Linked DNA regions of Homo sapiens: regions 2, 3, 4, 5, 6 and 7 are each linked to region 1. A link is a contact called in ENCODE Hi-C or POLR2A ChIA-PET data. All regions are on one chromosome and are shown on one strand. Each heading gives the region's core, a stretch centred on a gene start or an enhancer-like site at or near the end of the contact. The rest is flanking DNA. Distances are from core to core; before and after follow the strand shown. Region 1 holds the start of WDR47 (WD repeat domain 47). Region 2 holds the start of SORT1 (sortilin 1). Region 3 holds the start of HENMT1 (HEN methyltransferase 1). Region 4 overlaps EEIG2 (EEIG family member 2). Region 5 holds the start of ATXN7L2 (ataxin 7 like 2). Region 6 holds the start of EEIG2 (EEIG family member 2). Region 7 holds the start of GNAI3 (G protein subunit alpha i3).

Region 1 (2,700 bases), core at 106-2,605:
GGCTCTTAGGCGTTTCTCCTTCTTAGTAAAATGCCAATGCAACATATGCCAACACTGGAGACAAAAAAATTCTACTTGAATTTACTGTGAAAAAAAGATTTATAGCATTTTTTAAACCTACATGTTCATTTCTGTGCCATTAACTTTTTGAGGCATTCTACAGAGTCTCCAACAAAGAGAGAAATAAGTATTAGGATCACAACCTACGAATCTGGGTGGAACAAAGACTTCTCCTTTCATTATGCAGAGAAAACCAAGTTGCCAAAAAAAAAAAACGGTCCCCTCAGATACCATGCACGGTTACTAACTGCACGTCTGGGTACAGAGAAGGAAAAATCATCTGGTCAAAAGCCCAAATGCCGCCCCGGCCTACCCTCGCCCCCCGCCCCCGCCCCCTTTGCCCATGGCCTCGCCCCAGAGCTAGAGTTCCAATATTTTTCTCCCCAATAAAGGGAAGCGGTTTAACCCTTTGAGTTCCACAACCTTGCGTTCTTCTACGCAGGCGCCCCTCCAGCGCAATCCCAGTTCTAAATCGAGTCGCTGCCCCTTTCCGCGACCACACCCAGATCCCCAAAGGCCTGCTCCCATCCCGACCATTGATGTGAGAAAGGCCAAAACCGGCCCCAGCGGGGCTCCCAGCCCCGCCGCTCCCTCTCTTCCTCCGGGCCAAGGCGTGCCCAGAAAGGGACGCGAGCGCGCCCCTCAGTTCTCGCACGGGCTCGACCAAGGGGCGAGGAAGGAAGAATCGGCGCAGCGGCGAGATGGGCACGAACCTCGCGCTCACTTGCTGCTCAGTGCCAGGGCGAGGGGCGTCGCTCTGCCCCCAGAATCCAACTGGTAATGTGGGAAAGGTGTGGTCCAGGACCGGTGACCTCGAACCGGGGCCCAGCAGTTCGCAGATCCTCACCCCGCGATGCTGGGGCCTCACCCACGACCCCAGCCCCCTCCCAGTCGGCACCCAAGCCCACTAAAGACCCCTCTCCGGGGCCGCAAACACAGTCCTCGGGGCCGCCCGGTCGGAGCCGTGTCAGGTGGTGACAGGAGGCGACGGGTGACCATGGCAACCCGAGGTGTGCAGCGGACCGACCCAGCCTCCGACTCCCGGAGTCACCCACCTGAGGGCTCCAGGGCAAGCCCGGAGGAGCGGCGGAGGAGAACGCGGCTGGGAGGCCGGCGGCCAGGGCCCCGAAGCGGCCGGCTCCGGGCTGCGGCAGGAGCACGACGGCGGCGGTCTGGGTTTGGCGTCGGTCCTCCCTCCTACCGCCCGCGCGTCAATCCATCAGTTCGTCAATCCGTCCTTCTCACGTCCGCCCCTCCCGGCCCAGCGACTCCTCAGCTCAGCCTCTTGCAGACTGCGGTTGTCAAGTGCCGGGGAGCCGAGCTCTACCCGCGAGCGGCAGCCAATCGCCGCGCTTCCCCGAGGCGCCTCAGGACCCCGCCGCGCGGGGCGGCCAGGCAGGTGCCTGAGCCGAAGGGCGAGTCGGCGGGGCGGGGCGGGGCGGGGAGGGGCGTGGAGGGGCGGGCCCAAAGCTGGGGCGGGGAGGGGCGGGGCGGACCAAAGCCTGGGCGGGGCGGACCAAAGCCTGGGCGGGGCGGGCGGGGGTCGGGCTTGGAGGGACCGGCTAGGGGCCCGGGGGAGTAGCAGAACGGGTGCGGCAATAGCGTGAGACTGGTGGCAGGGACGTAGACCCTTAGCTGGCCGGTGACCCCATGTCCCAAAATAGCACGAACAGGATTGTCGCCTGCAAATGGAGAAGACTGCGCATTAGGATTGACTCTTCATACTCCTCCCCGATAATTAATAAAGGTTAATGAAATTAATGTTGCCTTCTACCCTTCTTTCGCTGCTTTCCTAGGTCCCACTTCGTCCCAGAAAACTCCAGTAGTTTGTTTGTCCCCTTCCTGGTTTCTCATTTTGCAAAGCTGATCTGCCTTGAAAGCATTTTTCAGTTACTTAACATTTAATATGTTCAGGTTTTGTCTACTCCTGTTGGTTGTAAGCCCCTTATTCCACAAATATACGTGATGTTCAACCGAGCTTAATTAAGCATCCAGGAAGTATAACCATAAGGAAGAATACAATTACACAAACCTGTAAGAACATCATTCTCGGCCAGGCGCGGTGGCTCACGCCTGCAATTCCAGCACTTTAGGAGGCCGAGGCGGGCGGATCACCTGAGGTCAGGAGTTTGAGACCAGCCTGGCCAACATGGTGAAACCCCGTCTCTACTAAAAATACAAAAATTAGCCGGGTGTGCTGGCAAGCCTCCTGTAATCACAGCTACTTGGTAGGCTGAGGCAGGAGAATCGCTTCAACCTGGGAGACGGAGGTTGCAGTGAGCCGAGATCATGCCACTGCACTCCGGCCTGGGTGACAGAGCGAGAGACTCCGTCTCACAGAAAAAAGAACATCATCCTCACAGAGGCGAAAGTCCAGAGTGAGCTGGACCTCCCAAAAGGGGAAAATGGGGTAACAGTCTGGTAAAGAGAATAAACATCAAAAATATTTCTGGCACTCCCATGCTTATTGCAGTACTATTCACAATAGCCAAAATATAGAATCAACCTATGTCAATCAACAGACAAATGGATAAAGAAAATGTGGTACATATACACAATGCAATCTTTTTTTTTTTTTTTTTTTTTTGAGACGGAGTCTCGCTCTGTCGCCCAGGCTGGAGTGCAGTGGCGCCATCTCGA
Region 2 (2,700 bases), core at 3-2,502, 360 kb after region 1:
GGCCACCCATCTCTGCCCCCAAGTGCAATTCATTTTCTTTGAAAGAGGAAAACAGGCAAGGGAGAAAATATATAGAATTGAAAATACATTATGCAAATGTGGCTAGCAAGGATTAAATTGTTAATTTTAGAGAAATAGGAGAAAGATGCCCAAGTTGTGCTGAAGCAAGGAACCAGGACTTTCTTAATAATTAGTTTTGTCAGTCCAGTAGTGTGCAAAGGTTGAGCTGCTTGTCCCCAGGGACAGAAATCCCATAATTTTGAAAGTCTTTTGACCAAGAGCTGGCTCAAAGCAGAATATGTGCAATGCGTTTCTTAACTATTGAAAATCTTGTCACCACGGGATATAGACATGCTAGTCAGACTTCCGTACCATGACAGAAGGTCAAATCTGAAGCAGTAAAAGAGATCACATAAATATTGCCATCTCATTTCCAAGCTAGTCCCCTTAACTATTAAAACACGGTGACCAGATCGCTGCTTCGGGCCTCCTGAACTCCCGCCTCTCCCACCCGGAAAGTACTGACCCAGAGAGGACACACCTTTGCTTCTGCGCAGCCCAACTTCTGCAAGCGCTCAAGAGTTAATTACTCCTTCACCTTCCTGGGGCCTAACAGCGTTACTGGGTCCTGATTATTTATACAGACGAAAAACGATGTTCAAGAGATTTTGACAACTTAAAAAAAAAAAAAAGAATGCGGTGGAAGTCTAAGATTGCCTCCCCTATGACAAAACACAGCCCCGCCGGCCGCCCGGGCCCGACTCCGCCCGCCCGCCCGCCGCAGTTTCGGGGCTGCGGCCCGGGGGACGCGGGCGCGGCAGGGCTGGGGTCTCCTCCGGGAGTCGCGGGGCGCACGGGCCGGGAGGGGCACGCGGGCGGCACCTCGCACCCGAGCGGCTCCCGGGCCCGGCGCCCGCTCACCTGGTGCGTGTTGTTGGCCAGCTTGGCGACGAAGTCCCGGACCCGGCCGCACTCCTCGTCCTCGCCCGGCGCGCTGCGACGCCAACGGCCGCCGCGGGGAAACGCGCCCCCGGCTGCGGCCGCCCGCAGCCCCCAGCTCACCCCGATGGGGCCAGACCAGCGCGGCAGCGGCGCAGCGGGCGGCGGCGGCGCGTCCAGCCGGTCCTGGCTGAGGGTCGACGGCGGCAGCAGCTGCAGGAGGAGGAGGAGGCCGAGGCCATGGGGCCAGCGCGAGAGGCCGTCCGCAGCTCCCCAGGGCCGCTCCATCGCCGCCGAATGCCGCCGACGCCGACACCTGCCGCCCGGCGCGCCCGCCCACCCCCGCCGGCGCGCGCCACACCCCCGAGCCGAGCGCGGCGCTCCTTGGATACGCGCGGCCGGGCCTCTCCGCCCCATAGGCTGGCCGCCTGTCCCTCTTCCCCGGCCCACTCCTCATTGGCTCGCGTCGCCTCCGGCTTCGGGGGTCCTGGATTCGGATGCTAAGATGCGGGACTGATTGGCTGGAACGGGGCAGAGACTGCTGAGGTCAACCCCGCCTCGCCCGGCGTCTCCCGGGCCCGGCTTGTGGAGTTCACGTAGGAGCTTCTCATACCTTCCCGCCGAGCCCCGGGCTCCTGGCGTCGCGACCCCTTGCCGCACCTCTAGCGCCCTCAAGTTGGGGCTGGGTTACGTCCCTCCTGTTCCCCAGAGACACTCCTAAAATTCCTTCGGTGAGGCAGAGCCTGGAAAAACCTACCCAGGAAATCCCTGAGCTTGCTCAGCTGGAAAAGGGGGCTCCATCATGAACCGGGGCTTCGGGTTTTTATAAACCCCGCTCACTGGAGCGCCCATTGTCTGCTAAGCAGCTGCCTTGCTGCAAGAAGGTGAATGCGAACTGATGTGGGCCACATCCTACGGAGACAGACATCAGGACATCCGTGACTCCTGCAAGCCTGAAGAATAGTCTTTCCATACGTTTGGCCTCTCTCACCTTCCTCTTCTGAGGGGAGGTAGGCCAAAGGCGGAATTACTTACAGGTTTTCCAGGACTTCGAATGTAGCTTAGGCATTAGGGGCAGGTAAAAGAGGGGCAAGAGAATGATCCAATGCCTACTGTACACATGATCATTTCCTAGATGCACATTTATTTTACCAAAGTGCCTTAACTCTGCAGTGAGAGCTTCGGACAAGTTTGGTTCCAGTATGTGATGTCCTCTAAATTAGCACCCCGATCCACCTCTAATGAATAAAATAAAACCCCTACGCTGTTCCCTTTACCGCAGAAGCTGCACACACAACTTCTACAACACGTAGCACAGGTAAAACCAGTTCTGAATCCTTAAGCTTACTGACTCCATCCCTTCAGAAAGCTAGAAATTGTTCAGTAGAAAAGGTAGCAAATAGAAAGATACAAAATATGCAAGTCATTACACTCAAAGCAAGTAAAGATTACTTTTAATTATAAACTGGCCATAAACCCAAATGAGGATATAGTCATTGTAGAGCAAAATGATACAATGCACCCAACCCGATATTTACATTAAAATATTTCCAGTCACATTAACTTTCAAACAAAAAGACTTAACGAATTTACAAATTTTTCCAAGACGTGAGAAGTGAAAAATGTTTTTGAATGCCATCTGAGCAGGATAGTAAAATCACTAGAATAGTCTTTTTAAGTTCTCAGTTACTGGACTGAAAAGATAAAGCTGATGAAAATTGGTGAACAATTTGTTCCTTTCCATAACTACTATCAGATTAA
Region 3 (2,700 bases), core at 6-2,505, 380 kb before region 1:
GACGCAGCTAAGAAGGGTGGCATTACCTGTAGATTATTTTCTTCCATTTTGTTTCGAAGTTTTGTTGAAACAAAAATGAAGATTTATCCTTCAAGCTCTATTTGAGAGAATCAGCACTGACTCAGCTGTAATAAATACAAAACCGTTTTTGTAAAGCGATACCTGAAAGAAATAGCTGCCTAGTTCAGAAGGGAAGAACGAAAGCCTCTTTCTTACTCCTTACTACAGTATATAATTTAAATAGAACGCTTAAAAGTAAATAATGAATTCACCTCTGAGTACTCAAAAAAAAAAAAAAAAACACGAAAGCAGGACTCGAACAGATATTTATACACCGAAGTTCATAGCATTATTCACAATAGCCAATCTGTGGATTAAATGTGGACTACCATTTAATCCACAGAATGTATCCAGTATTTTTTCAGACATTCGCAAACAGGCTCAGAAAGCGTAACTTTTCACTACGTCAAACCCTACTAAGAGCGAAAACAGCCATCCTTTCCCTTTACTATCATGAATAGTTCAACTAGATACAAACGGAGCAATCTTAGGAGTTCTGCCCATTTCATTGCTAAGACCCTCAACTTCAAATTTTTTCAAAAATTTTTCCACACATCGTCAAAATGAAATTTCGAGGGGGAAAAAAAGTGTCCTTGATAAACTAGAGATGCTCCAACATCTATTCAATTCACTCACGAACTTGAATTTAAATTTTAGTTCTCTATTGCACATGTGTCTCCAACAACTAGACTTTAATCTGGAATCTAGGCAACATGTTAGTCACCAACTTGTATTAAGAAACCCTGGCCGGGCGCGGTGGCTCACGCCTGTAATCCCAGCACTTTGGGAGGCCGAGGCGGGCGGATCACGAGGTCAGGAGATCGAGACCATCCCGGCTAAAACGGTGAAACCCCGTCTCTACTAAAAATACAAAAAATTAGCCGGGCGTAGTGGCGGGCGCCTGTAGTCCCAGCTACTTGGGAGGCTGAGGCAGGAGAATGGCATGAACCCGGGAGGCGGAGCTTGCAGTGAGCCGAGATCCCGCCACTGCACTCCAGCCTGGGCGACAGAGCGAGACTCCGTCTCAAAAAAAAAAAAAGAAAAAGAAAAAGAAACCCTGCTCACTGAAACCAACGCTTCTGTCTTTGTACGGGCCGTCGCTTCCATCATCCTGCGGTAAGCAGCATGCCCAACCGAAAAAACAAAGCTCGTCGCGGAGCCGCCAGCGTCCTCAACTCAGCGCCGCCCTGACGCCCGCGCACGCACGGCCTCGCTGCGTGACGCTACCGCCGCGGCTACGCCGGCGCCCGCACCCGCGCCTCGGCCTCCCCGCGGGGCTCGCCAACCTCGTGCGCTCTCACGGTCGGCCTTGGGCCCCGGGAGCCTCATGGTGCGCCGAGCTCCGTCCCTCTAGGCTCTCAGTTCCAAGGCGTCGGTTTTGCGTCTCGTAACGGCCGCTGTGGCGCATGCCCAGAAGCCATTTTCAAGGTCCTCTTCCGAACCTTGGCGAGGACCCCTGCGCCTGCCGCGCCGTTGACCCCGCTAGCGTGCGGCTGCGACGCGGCACGGTACGGCAGCTGTTGGCGAAGGCCCCCAACTCCGAGCGCGTCCGCAGACCGCGAGCCGGAAGGCGGCTTGGGCGGCTGTTGAGTTCGTGGCGCTCCCGAGGCGTGGCAAAGGCCTAAAAACGGTCCTGGCCAGCGGAAGGCGGCAAGAGGAGCAGCAAGGCTCCACGCGAGGCGGCCGGCGGCTGGAGTCCCAGTCAGCCTCCGCTTTCATCCCAGAGCAGTCCACGGGGGCCTTAAAGGAATGTAGGCTGGGTGAAGTTGGCCCAGTGACACCTGCGTTCAGAAAAACGTTCTTTCCGCTCCCAACGCCCCCTCTCCACCGCCACCCGACCCCCGAAATAGTTTTCCCCGAGTGTTGTGGATAGAACTGTTGATCTCTTGGAAAAGTTATTGTATCCTGCCATCCTTCCCTCTGGAGACTCCACTTAATATATATAAGTACTTTCTTTCCTGTATATGATGGAAGAGTATTAGGGGGGTGAGGGGAGGGACGAAGCTGCCTTCTTTAGGGAAAAAAGATTGACTTATATTTTGAAAGATGCAAAAGCTGGTGTTTTTGCTACTGAATTAATAGCCTATTAATATGCCACAAATGATATATTGGAACTGTATTTTCAAACATTTAACGCCTGCTGTATGCAAAGCACTATGCTGACAGCTTAAGGGTACCACAATGATAAATTACACCAATCTTGTTTTTGGCATTTTGGGGAGTCTAGTGTCATAGGTAAAGAAGTACATAACTAACAATAAGCTTCAAAAATTCAATCATAAGGCCCGGCACCGTGGCTTCCGCCTGTAATCCCAGCACTTTGGGGGATCACTTGAGCCCCGGAGTGTGAGACCCCGTCTCTACCAAAAAAAAAAAGAAATTAGCTGGGCATGGTGGTGCCTGCCTGTGGTCCCAACTGTTTGGGAGGCTGAGGCCGGAGGATCACTTGACCCCAGGAATCTGAGCCTGCAGTGAGCTATGATTGCACCACTGCACTCCAGTCTGGGCGACAGAACCAGACCATGTCTAAAAAGAAAAAACACTCAGTGATAATTTCACATTACAGTTTGAGAGGTTCCTGTTGACTTGGGGAAACTAGTTTTAGCAGACTTCATTAAAGGAGTGTACACCTTACTACAG
Region 4 (2,700 bases), core at 40-2,539, 450 kb before region 1:
CTTAAGCAGTCCTCCCACCTCAGCCTCCCAAGTAGCTAGGATTATAGGTTTGAGCCATCATGTGCAGCCTGTCATTTACATTTGTATTTTCAGCCCTGACCACCTTTGAGTTCTAGGTCTGTGTATCTGTCTGCCTCCTAGACATTTCCAAATAGGGAACCCACAGGCTCCTCAACCTCAAAATATCCAAAACTGGATTATCATTTCCCTCACTCCCTAATCCCACTAGCAAAATGAGTGAGTGAATAAATAAGAAATAAATAAAACAAAATCTTCTTGTGTCCAATTCTTTTCACCCATTTACCCAAGCCAAAAATATCTCTGATGTATGAGATGTTCATTTATCCTTAGTGTTGTGTCACAATTTTGTAGATCTGACTTATCCTTGGAGTATTAAAATACTTATTTTTGCCTCTGTTCCCACAGGTTTCTTTTTTCTCAAGAGTCTGTATCTTTTAAGAAGTAGAAATCTTCATTAATATTGAAAAAAATCTTTCCTTATAAATTTGACCATTATTTCACTCTGGTGGGCAAATTGAGGTGGACTATATACATCCTTGATAATAACTTGTAACATTTATTATTGAGATACACTGTAAGCCAGGCACTGTTCTGAACTCTTGTGTGTAATAATTCATTTGGTTTCCCCAAATTCCCATGAGTTGTAGGTATTGTTACATCCTGTTTCACAGAGGAGGAAATGCAGAATGCAGAGAGGTTAGGAACGTGTCCAGCGTGACAGTTGGCAGGGAGCAGAGGCAGGATTTGAACACAAGCAGCCTGGCTCTGGATCCTTTAAGCTCTTAACCTCTATGCAATACTATCTGGCAAACAGTTTGCATTCTTCATAGCAGTTTCTTATCACTGTTTTTTAAAAAGTTAAAAATATACTGAATTACCAAGACATGGCATAATTTTAAATGTGTACCTAGGGTATACCTATGCAAGTTATTCGAGAATAAGTAATGCATTTTGCTGGTACAGTAGTCACAAAAAAATGGATCCATAATTTTCCTTTTATTTTACTTTTATTTTTTAAAGACTTTCTAGATTTTCTTTGACTCGTTTGAAACACAAGGCCATAGCAACATTTCTTCTGAGTCCTCTGCTTATTTTATGTCAGCAGCTGTATCACTTTATCTTAGAAATACTTGGGTTTTCACAGTATCAACACAAATCATATTCTGTTGCTTTGTTTCTGGAAAGTGGTTAAGCAACTGTATAAAAGTCATAGGAAATTAATGACTCACATAACGGAAACCATTTACTAATGTGACTTTTGTCTCAGATGCCAAGTAGTCTGAGTTTGTTTCCATGGTAACCCATCAGTATAACAAATGGTCGCAAACTAACTTTGCTACTTTTTTGGTTGTTTGTTTCATTTGGACAGCTTTCTGATAGCTGTGTGTGTGCGTGTGTGTACACATTAAAGATTATCACACACAAAAAAAATCTGAGTAATTGCCTTAGTTGCACAAACAAAACCTTTTTTTAGAGAGATTGTTTGAGAATCCAAGGCTATTTTGATGTTACAAAACGATAAAGATTACTTAACATATCTTTCTACTTCAGTTCCTATTAAGAAAGGGCACACAGTCATCAATTTTTAAGCCCATACATTTAAAAAATTCATTTATAATATTTGTTTATTTGAAATGTATCAATCATAGGAGACTCTGCCAGAAACAAGGCAGAGAGAACGGGAAATGAGGACACTGTCTTGGGAGACTGAAGACTGAGTGAATGATGGAAGAAGTGGAGGCAGCCAGCTCTTTCCTGCCCCTCCCTGGGGGACAGTGCTCTAGGGTAGGGAAAAGAGGACACTGAGAAGGGAACCAAGGCAGGCCTGGTCATATGGGACACCGAGTTGCAGAGAGATTTCTAGAGGAGGTAATGACAAAACTAGATGCGTTAGAATTAAACTGGTGAGTGCGGGAAGTTGAAAGGAGAGTGGATGGAATAGAAGGGAAAGAAAAAATCATGAACAAAGGCATGCAAATGAGAAATAGTGTGAAGTAAATGGGAATGACAAACAATATAAGACAGAAAGAAAGGGTCAAGAGATAAGACTAAAGACAGACAGGGGCTTAATCATAAAGAGGCCCCATTAAGGAGGTTGAACCTAATCCTATAAGAGGAAGCAGTGAAGGATTTTAAACAGAAATGACATTATCAAGTTTGTATTTTAAAAAGAGTTCTCTGGTAGCAATGAGGAAGATAGATCTGAGCGGGGACCATTAAGGAGGCTGTTGCCATGCTTCAGGGAAGAGATATTGAGAGTCTGAATTGTGGTGGTGCTAGACACAGGAAAGGGCTTGATTTACAAATAGGAAGTAACACAGGCAAGAATTGGTAGCTGGAACCAGTCATTTGTGGCCCATGCCTGACTTCAGTTATTCATTTGGTCAACAAATCTTTATTGTTTCCTGTGTTTGGCAAATGATTAGTGTTATGCTGTACTCTTTCCCACCTTCATCATTTCTGGATTTCTTCTCCATTAAGGATTCTTTGTTTGCACATCATGAGGTAATTAATAGACAACTGCACTTCGCATGGCTCTAGTTCATCCCAACCTGATCTCTTGTCTTGGCTTATTTGACTTTCTTACTCACATAAGAACCTGTTTCAGAGTCCTAGCACATTTGTCAGTCTACTACTTGGGAGGCAGTATCTATGTGTTCGGATAGGGGCTTATTGCCC
Region 5 (2,700 bases), core at 72-2,571, 440 kb after region 1:
ATCCCCTAGAAAAATACCTTGGGTACAATTGAACATTTAATTTTTACCTGATTCCTGGATGCCCTAGGGATCATCTGTGGGTCTCAGGTTGAGATTCCCTGCCCTCAGAGATTATTCTTGAAGTACTTACACCTTCCCTGGATGAAAAGGAGAAGAAAATCTGAGGTCTTGCTCCCCAACTTGTTTTCCCCTTAGCTAAAGGGTCAAGCGTCGGGGGTGAGGTGTGAGAGGTTGAGGAGGAAAAAGGATTAGTATTACTTTTTTAATGCGATGGCGGCGGGGGGGGGGCGGGAAATGGAGTAGGCAGACTTTTGTCTGATTGTGTGAGGGTGGGAAGAAATGTTATCAGCTGAGAAGATGAAAGAAATGGATGATTAAGGTACTTTCCAGACCTTAGCAAGGAAGATGACAGCTCTGATGAGAAATCTCCCTATGCCGAGGCTTCAGAAGCAGCCCTTCCAGCAGAGAAAGTATTCATTAGAAAAAGAAGGCAAAGTGATGGATGGAGTCAGGGTCCAGCCAGGGTTTGGGAAGAGGCTGTACAGGGTATCGATCGCAGTTCTCAAGAGAAGAGAGACAGATCAGCAGAGATGCTGCAAACACCAGCTGCCTCGGGGCCACCCCAGTTCTGGGGCTGGCTCTGGCTCGGAGACAGCCTTCTGTCATCCTGTCATCATGACAGGTGATCTTGGTCAGCTTGGCCAGGTCCTCTCAAATCCAGACAACGCCACGCCAACCCTCTGCTCTGCATCAGGGCAGCGTGGGTTTCCCACAGAGGAGGCACGACACGGGAGCCGAGGCCCTCCCCCACACCACCCCTGTGTCCTTCAGCACCTCCTACAGACTCCCTCCCCTTGCCCTTCTGATTCACAGCGCCCACCTCCCTGCACCTACCCTATTCGATCTACAGGGGAGCGGAGTCGCTTCGTGGCCGCCAGCCCGGGAAGGGGCGCCAGCCAGCTGGCGGACGCACGGCTTAGAGGGGCGTCTGGGCAGAGAGGTTTGGGGCTGGGGAGAGATGCAGTGAGCTTGGGAGAGTGGACTGGTAGCACAAATAATGTGTGCATAAGGGTTAGAAGAGGAGGTCCTGGAGCTTTGGTCTTCTCTTTTCCCCCTGCAATTGTGCATTTCGGAGGGACTCTTGCTGCAAGCTCGGTAGGCAATAGCATCCGCTCCAAGACTACACTTCCCAGAAGGCTGTGAGTGGGTGGGGGGGGGGGGGGCGCGGGGAACAGGCAACCTGTGTTGCGCTTGCGCAAAGACTGCGCTGGAAAGGCAGGTGGGGAGGAGGGGAGGCGTGCCCGCGACGGGGCGAGGGGGAGGGGGCCGCGCGGCGGCGGCGCCAGGGCGGGCGCGCGTCCGCGGCGGTGATGGCGGTGCGTGAACGCGCGGCGGCAGCAATGGCCGCTCTGGAGCGGCGGGTGCCGAGTCTCGATGACTTCGCGGGACAGAGCTGGAGCTCGTGGGTGGAGCGGGCCGACCTGCCCGCGGCTGACGGTGAGTAAAGCCACCCTAAAGTCCGGGGACCCCATCACTATCTCCCCTCCCCCCTTCCGGGCCCCCGCCAGCTGAGGGGAGCCGCCGACTGGAGCCGCCGTCCGGCTCCCCGGCCCCCCAAACAAAGGACCCGCCGGGTCCTAGTGCCCGCCCGCTCCGTCACCTTCGCGCCTCCGGGTCCTAGCGCCTGCTCACCGCTCGCAGCCCACCCTGCCAACCTCTGCCTCTGCCAGTCGCTAATACCTGCCCCCATATAGGCTTGCCTTTATCTTTCTCCTTGCCTGCTGCCCCTCAGCTCGCGACCCTCCTGCACCTGCCTCCAGCTTTCCCTGTCCGCAACAGTCCTCCACGTGTTTCCCACGCACCCCACTTCTGTGCCCCCTTCCTCACCCCCCTTGTTCCTTCGCCTTTTGCCCCACACCTCCTGCTCCTTTTCGGCATTTGCCTGCAGCTGCAGTGCTTTTAGACCCCCGCCCTCTCCGCGTTAGTTCGTCCGTCCATCCATCTATCCTCCCTCCCTCCATCCTTCGGTCCATCCATCCATGCCTCCAACCCACTGTCCTTTCCCAGGCCTCTTGCCCTGCCTCTTGGCTCTCTGCTCTTACTCTCACCTTCTCTAGGCCCCTGAGTGCCTTAGTGAGCGGGCCTACAGCCCCTTCTTCTGATCTTTGTCTTCTGGGCCCCAGGGAGCACCTGGCCTCGTGGCCTTTCGGGGTGACAGCAGGCATCACGCCCCTGAAGAAGTTTGCAAGTGAGAAGAGGTGGAGGAGGAGACTGCACGGAGGGGTCTCTAATGACACTTGTTCTCCTCTGAGACATCCGACTCCCAGTTTCGTTCTATCCATCATTCCCCGCACTTGCATTTAACGGACTTAGAGTGGGAGCTGCCCCTTGTCTCTTGCGTGCCTAACCCACGACCCCTCATAATCTGGATATTATATAAGATTGTCAACAATCTTCTCATCCTAGAAAGGAGCATATCTGTTAATGGGCATCAGAGAGCAGACCTAAGTGGGAGCCCAGGCCACCCTGGGGCTGCCCCATGCTGGGTGGGCAAAGATGGGGCCATTGTCAGGGTCTGGGTGCATTGAGAACCGGAAATGGAGTCAGACGGGTTTGGTGACTCAGAATTGATTTTTTTTTTCCCAAGGGACAGGGAGGGGGCGTAGAGGAGGGAGGGGGGAGGAGAGAGGTAGGGGGATG
Region 6 (2,700 bases), core at 41-2,540, 480 kb before region 1:
TTTAATTTATTTCTCCTAGAACAACTTACCCCACTTTGTCCCAAATCATTTTCATCCTTTGAAATTCAGAAAACTGATTAACTTCAATTAATTGCTTCTCTGAGTTCTACATAGCTTGGTGCTAGGTTGTGTTTTTTTAATGACCTGTCTAAACATGTCTTCCTCACTAGATTGTAAAATTCTTGAGGGCAGTTATTGGCTTTTGGTTATGGGGTCTAGCCGATGATTGACATTTTAAGCAATTTTTTTATATGAATGAATGAGTAAACGAGTAAACTGAGAAAGAAAATATTTTCAATTAAACCCTTTCAGAATTACTGTGGCAGAATCTGAGTGAAAATGACAATAACTCAGTTTAAAAACATGAACATCACGTAACCAACTTTGTAACATTCATTGTAACAATACATGCATGATTACAGAAGGCAGGTAATTGTTATTCCCCTAGGGAGATTTTTTTTTAAGCCTGCTCTGAAGATTTTGTTTTGTTTTTAAGACAGGGGCTTGTTCTGTTGCCCAGGCTAGAGTGCAGTGGCGCGATCTCCGATCATTGCAAGCTCCGCTTCCCCGGCTCAGGCTAACCTCCCTCCTCAGCCTCCCGAGTAGCTGGGATTACAGCGTAGCCATGCCAGACTGCCTGCAGAATTTGATTTTAAGCATTTCAGTTCTCAGTATAGACAGACAAATTTTTAAAGGGAGGGTATTATTTTAACTGCTTCTTTGCTCTTTTATCTTTTGTCCTGGGTGACAGGAACTAGATAAGCTATACCCCAGAGAAAGCGCCTGCAGCAGTACGGTGCCTGGGCCCTTGATAGTCCCTCAGCACATCATTTTCCTTTTTCCTACCTTATCTTCCTTTTATATTTGAAGGCTCGTGAATTTAGAGTACCTAACGGAAATTTTAGTTTTAGGATTTCAATTTGACCAAAACAACGCTGAGATTTTAATTGCCTCTATTAACCCATGGCTCTCAAACCCAAAGGAAAGAAACCACTGGAGGGGGTGGGGGAGAAAGGAGGCGGTGCAAAAACTGAAAAGAAAGGCGGAGAGGAAGCGGTAGAAGGAAGCTTTCTCTGTCGGGTTTGTCTTTTTTTAACCCCAGAAAGGCGTGACGTGCTAACTGCCGTCGCGGGTTAGAGTCCGCGGCCAAGCCCGCGCCCGCCCACAAAGTCCCCGCCCTCCCTCCGGCTTCCGCCCCGCCGTGCGCTGCAGGCCGCGGCCGCTGGGGGCGCCCCCGACCCCCGAGGCGCTGAGGCGGCGGTTCCTCGAGCCTCGCCTCTCCCGACTCCCAGACGGGCGGCAGCGGCGGCGGAGGCGGCGGCGGCGGCGGCGGCGAGCTGAGCACCAAAAGGGCGCTCACCTCCCCGGGCGAGCTGCAGCACGACCGCTCCCCGCGGGCGGTCGGGGTCCGCGCCGCAGCTGCCGCCGCGTTCCGGCCCAGGCTGCCGCGAGAGGCGGCGGCAGCGGCCCCGGCCGCGGCCGGCCTGCGGCGCCCCCCGGCCGCGCCCCCGCGCACAGCTCGCGGCCCCGGCCATGGGGCTGGGCTGATCCGGGGCTCGGCCAAGCTGAGGCGGCGGCGCCCGGCCGTGCGCCCAGCTTGCAGGCGCCTGGCTCTCACGATGATGAAGAAGAAGAAGTTTAAGTTTAAGGTGGACTTCGAGCTCGAGGAGCTCTCCTCAGTGCCCTTCGTCAATGGGGTCCTCTTCTGCAAGATGCGGCTGCTGGACGGCGGCAGCTTCACCGCCGAGTCCTCCAGGTAACTCGCCTCCCGCGCCGCCTCGCCCCTTTCTGCTTGGCCAGGGCTTGTTGGATGGGCAGCATCTCTCCTTGGCCCATTTGCTCGCCTTTCCCTAGGGACCGCTCTAAAATCAGTCGAATTTATTGATCTGCAAAGTGCTTTGCAAATGGGTTCTTCTCAGCTGGCCTTGGTTCCTGCGCTCCTGACTCCAGATGGTGCCTGGTATCTGCTCTTCCCTCCCAAATCCTCTAGGAATGGGAGCAATGGCCAGAGAGGGAGGATGCTTCTGTTTTCTCTTAAGACATTTCCATATTTGTGAAATGCAAAGTAGAACTTGAGCTGTTAAAAACTAAAATAACCCAAACTGCAGGAGTTCCAAGAGCCCAGCTCTGAACAGAAACCTGTGCTTAGCACAATTCCTTCTCCCTTGTAGATTACAAGGGGACTTGGCCACCCACTCTGAGGCTGGGGTAGGCCTGGCCAGGCTTGACTTGAGTCAAGTGCTCCTGGCAGACGAGACAACGGTCTGTGCCTCATCAGAGAGCGGCGTCTCCAGTTAGGCGCTAATGCTGGATGAATTAGTCTTGAAGTGGCCACTAGTAGGTCTCCTTGTGGGAGGGCTTAGAGCCAGATGGGGAGCCCAGGCCCTGCCCTCATTTTAAAATGAGCCCCTGGGCACTCCCAGAGAGAGGCATTAGCAGGTTACAGAATGAAGCTATTAAATAATAGGTGTGGCATTAATAATAGGTGTGGCAGTGTTTCTTGAGTAATTTCAGAGCTACTCACAGGTTGACAGATGTACCCTAAGGTGCTTTCTTTAAAATATATACATAGAGAGAGAAAACAATTTTTTAAATGAACTTTTGAGTTCCTGAGATCAAGAAGGGTTAAAAGTTAATGTTATTTTGCCCATATATACTGGTCTTAGGCTTTATTTCTGCCCTAAAAATATTCTACTTAAA
Region 7 (2,700 bases), core at 170-2,669, 510 kb after region 1:
TGGGATGTGGGAGCACCTAGCCGTATCTGGCAAATAGGTACTCAATAAATACTGGTTTTACTTCCCTTTCCTCTTGCCCTTTTTCCCCAAAAGTATTGATAATGGAAAAGCAGTCCCTTTCATTCTTAACAGTCATTTGGGAATGACTGGGGGACTTTTCAAACCTTGAAGAATTGGCATTGCTAAGAGTTAAGGTGGACGAGGCTTTTTAAGGTGGCTCTAATCCTCTAATTAAATCCTTCTAATTAATGAATCATCACTATATAAACCTCTCTGTTGGGACCTTACTTTCTCAAGTTCAGATTCTATTAGAGAAATAAATTTACAATCACAGGGAAAGGTTTTAGGGACTGAGTTCCCTTCGCTAGAACGTATAGTAATTGTGGGCTTATTTGCCTGAAAAGTTGATTTAGGACTACCTTCACGCAGTATCCAGGGTTATTAGTGAAAGATGCTATCTGCCTGGGACTTTCACAGTGGACTTAAGTTTCAGGTGATACTAGGGCTGAGAGGCAAATTTTACTAGAACCTCTCCTTTTGCATGTTATCGCAACAGGAAATTTTAGTAGGAGATTCACAGGATGCACTGGTTTGTTTCGGGGTGTGGAATTGAAGTTGACTTATCTTGGTTTTAGTTCTAAGACCCTAAGGTAGGAAGATCTGAATTATACTGGAGAGAAGGGCAGCATGGAAATTTTATGGAGGAACTACAGGCTTACCTTTCAGGTTATCGAGTATCTGCTAGCGATTTCAAGTGGCCTTTTGCCAATATAGGAGTTAAGCAAATCTCAAGCCCACAGAAATACGTGAATAGCAAAAGGACCAGGGGACATTTTGAGAGGAGTCAGTGGGCCAGAGACGGCAAAAAGTTATTGCTGAGGTCCTAAGCACAGTCGGTGTTACGATCTCAGATGTGAGACGTGAACGGCGCCCAGGCCGGATAGCTTGTTCCCATTCCATTGATCTGAGATAACCCCAACGGAGGCAGTGTCCCATACTTGGGTAGGGGTCCCGAGTCTCCACAGCCAGAGATCAAAGGAGTTTTCTGGCAGGCGAGAAATTACCAGCAGATATTCCCGCGCGGGATGTAGGCTTTAATTTAGAAATCTCCGCCCCAAAACTGGCATCTTGAACGCGGGAGGGCATTATGAGTTAGAGGCCCCGGTTTTTCTCCATTTATCCAAATCAGGTAGCCGAAAGGTAAATGAGGCTTCAAGTTGGGCGGCGGGCAGCGAACTTGACAGAACCTCGAAACTCTGCAGATCCGCCGCCCAACCCAGCCGCCAGCTCCCCGTGACTTCCGCTTTCGGTCTCAACTCCTCTCCCTGAGGAGAGTGGTTTAAACGGTGAAGGCTGCGGGGCGTCGCCGGAAGTGTCGTAAACGTCGGATATCCGGTTCTTCTGGGCGCTAAGGGAGCTGACGGAGAGGGCCACCGCCCAGCAATAGACGGTGCCTCAGCCTGCCGAGCCGCAGTTTCCGTGGTGTGAGTGAGTCCGGGCCCGTGTCCCCTCTCCCGCCGCCGCCATGGGCTGCACGTTGAGCGCCGAAGACAAGGCGGCAGTGGAGCGAAGCAAGATGATCGACCGCAACTTACGGGAGGACGGGGAAAAAGCGGCCAAAGAAGTGAAGCTGCTGCTACTCGGTGAGGGGCTGGAGGCGGGGACTGAGTGGTGGTCGGGAGAGCCTAGGCGCTTGGAAGGCCTGAACGGGGTCTGGTCGGGCCGACGGAAAGGACCCTAAAGGGATCTGGAGGGCGTGCCGGGCGTGGGGCGGGGTGTTGGGGTTCCTAGCTGAGGCCCCAGAGGGCGTGATGAGGGGGGTGGGGTTTTGGGGTTGCGGGAATTAGGCTGTAGAGGGTGTGACTCCGGGCTAGAATTGCGTTTAGCAGAGAGACTTGGGAGTATGGGCCGGTAGATGTTGAGGGAGTAGGAATATGGGAAAAGCTCATAAAGGAAGAGTTGATACTAGGAAGGTTTTACGTTGGGTTGGAGCGTGTTGGTAACGAGAACGGCATAGAGTATATGTTGGGCTTGTATAATGGTTTGTGAGTTTGGAGCGTCGTGGTTCTTTGGCAGGATAAAGCTAGCAGGCTTGAATGGATGGTACAGAGACTGGAACAGAATGGTCACATAAGGACGTTGACATTTGTTAGTAAGAGAGCCATTTGAACTGTTGGAAGAACCCTGGATTATCCAGGAACATGAAGATAGGTAGGTGAGATAAATGACAAGTTATCAGGTATAAAGGAAAAGAGCTTGGGTGCAGAGGCCATCTCTACTTTTCCACCGTTTCCTATCATTTTTATTTTCAAAGTTTTATAACGTCTTCTTCTGTTTTTACAAAAGGATGGGAAATGGTGTGAGCTGAAGAAATTTAAAGAATGATTTCTTTGAGGTTTGTAGCAGAAGATCTAGTGAACAAGAGATTACACATTGGAGGATGCTGAATAGTTGCTATAGATGATGTGTAGTTGGAATAGTTACCTTAGGATAAGTTACAGAGTTGGACATATTCACTGTAAAGACTATGGTAGACTTCTGGTGGCTGTTTTATCCTTTTTGGCCTCTTCAAAGCAAAACCATTGACTTCAGGAATTACTGTTTATGTTATTTGATAGTCGTTTTAATTGGCTTTTTTTAAACACAGTCGGATGTATTTTACTCAACATGAGTTTCAAAATTTTTGAGAGGCTCAGTAAA

What was found. Hi-C counts contacts between places; a loop is a spot of excess contacts on that map. ChIA-PET counts read pairs that join two places held with the same protein, here RNA polymerase II (POLR2A). Pooled maps may share reads with other maps.
Region 2: a loop to region 1 is called in a pooled map, with 5 times the contacts of the local background. The contact joins the promoter of SORT1 here to the promoter of WDR47 in region 1. A Hi-C loop is called at or near these places in 5 of 50 pooled maps. POLR2A ChIA-PET finds 5 or more read pairs at or near these places in 3 of 52 experiments (BJ, PC-9 and T-cell).
Region 3: a loop to region 1 is called in a map of B cell, with 25 times the contacts of the local background. The contact joins the promoter of HENMT1 here to the promoter of WDR47 in region 1. A Hi-C loop is called at or near these places in 1 of 168 maps with a recorded cell type or tissue (B cell) and 6 of 50 pooled maps. POLR2A ChIA-PET finds 5 or more read pairs at or near these places in 5 of 52 experiments (CD4-positive, alpha-beta T cell, CD8-positive, alpha-beta T cell, activated CD4-positive, alpha-beta T cell and 2 more).
Region 4: a pooled map shows a loop between it and region 1 (9-fold over the local background). The contact joins the enhancer-like site here to the promoter of WDR47 in region 1. A Hi-C loop is called at or near these places in 1 of 168 maps with a recorded cell type or tissue (gastrocnemius medialis) and 4 of 50 pooled maps. POLR2A ChIA-PET finds 5 or more read pairs at or near these places in 3 of 52 experiments (A673, H1 and OCI-LY7).
Region 5: a map of naive thymus-derived CD4-positive, alpha-beta T cell shows a loop between it and region 1 (10-fold over the local background). The contact joins the promoter of ATXN7L2 here to the promoter of WDR47 in region 1. A Hi-C loop is called at or near these places in 2 of 168 maps with a recorded cell type or tissue (naive thymus-derived CD4-positive, alpha-beta T cell and posterior cingulate gyrus), 3 of 37 single-sample maps with no recorded cell type and 13 of 50 pooled maps. POLR2A ChIA-PET finds 5 or more read pairs at or near these places in 2 of 52 experiments (BJ and CD4-positive, alpha-beta memory T cell).
Region 6: a loop to region 1 is called in a map of B cell, with 4 times the contacts of the local background. The contact joins the promoter of EEIG2 here to the promoter of WDR47 in region 1. A Hi-C loop is called at or near these places in 1 of 168 maps with a recorded cell type or tissue (B cell) and 8 of 50 pooled maps. POLR2A ChIA-PET finds 5 or more read pairs at or near these places in 2 of 52 experiments (PC-3 and activated T-cell).
Region 7: a pooled map shows a loop between it and region 1 (7-fold over the local background). The contact joins the promoter of GNAI3 here to the promoter of WDR47 in region 1. A Hi-C loop is called at or near these places in 6 of 50 pooled maps. POLR2A ChIA-PET finds 5 or more read pairs at or near these places in 4 of 52 experiments (MCF 10A, activated CD4-positive, alpha-beta T cell, activated CD8-positive, alpha-beta memory T cell and 1 more).

What each region holds. Positions count from the first base shown.
Region 1 is chr1:109,040,747-109,043,446 of GRCh38, forward strand. It overlaps WDR47 (WD repeat domain 47), which reads right to left and starts at 1,356. Exons shown (of 15, transcript NM_001142551.2): 1 at 1,116-1,356. RefSeq lists a silencer at 1,004-1,553.
Region 2 is chr1:109,396,666-109,399,365 of GRCh38, forward strand. It overlaps SORT1 (sortilin 1), which reads right to left and starts at 1,253. Exons shown (of 20, transcript NM_002959.7): 1 at 922-1,253. The coding sequence starts at 1,227. It overlaps PSMA5 (proteasome 20S subunit alpha 5), which reads right to left. Exons shown (of 9, transcript NM_002790.4): 9 at 2,377-2,700. RefSeq lists silencers at 1,030-1,129, 1,140-1,209, 1,250-1,379 and an enhancer at 1,406-2,387.
Region 3 is chr1:108,659,838-108,662,537 of GRCh38, forward strand. It overlaps HENMT1 (HEN methyltransferase 1), which reads right to left and starts at 1,256. Exons shown (of 8, transcript NM_001102592.2): 1 at 1,126-1,256; 2 at 27-125. The coding sequence starts at 47. RefSeq lists enhancers at 975-1,564, 1,565-2,153 and a silencer at 1,220-1,389.
Region 4 is chr1:108,589,887-108,592,586 of GRCh38, forward strand. All of the region lies in intron 1 of EEIG2 (EEIG family member 2), which reads left to right. Among named protein-coding and RNA genes, the nearest start is that of EEIG2, 31 kb to the left of the region's middle. Within about 2 kb of position 1,290, at least 17 of the 41 ENCODE cell types and tissues checked have a DNase peak (open chromatin) inside an H3K27ac peak, as active enhancers do; they include A673 and gastrocnemius medialis, where a contact is called at or near this core.
Region 5 is chr1:109,482,584-109,485,283 of GRCh38, forward strand. ATXN7L2 (ataxin 7 like 2) reads left to right here and starts at 1,322. Exons shown (of 11, transcript NM_001350175.2): 1 at 1,322-1,497. The coding sequence starts at 1,371. RefSeq lists enhancers at 794-1,411, 1,412-2,031 and a silencer at 1,225-1,394.
Region 6 is chr1:108,558,810-108,561,509 of GRCh38, forward strand. EEIG2 (EEIG family member 2) reads left to right here and starts at 1,291. Exons shown (of 11, transcript NM_001010883.3): 1 at 1,291-1,756. The coding sequence starts at 1,620. RefSeq lists a silencer at 952-1,491 and enhancers at 1,882-1,981, 2,445-2,494.
Region 7 is chr1:109,547,196-109,549,895 of GRCh38, forward strand. GNAI3 (G protein subunit alpha i3) reads left to right here and starts at 1,420. Exons shown (of 9, transcript NM_006496.4): 1 at 1,420-1,643. The coding sequence starts at 1,526. GPR61 (G protein-coupled receptor 61) reads left to right here. Exons shown (of 2, transcript NM_001393907.1): 2 at 1-65. RefSeq lists enhancers at 947-1,006, 1,537-1,706.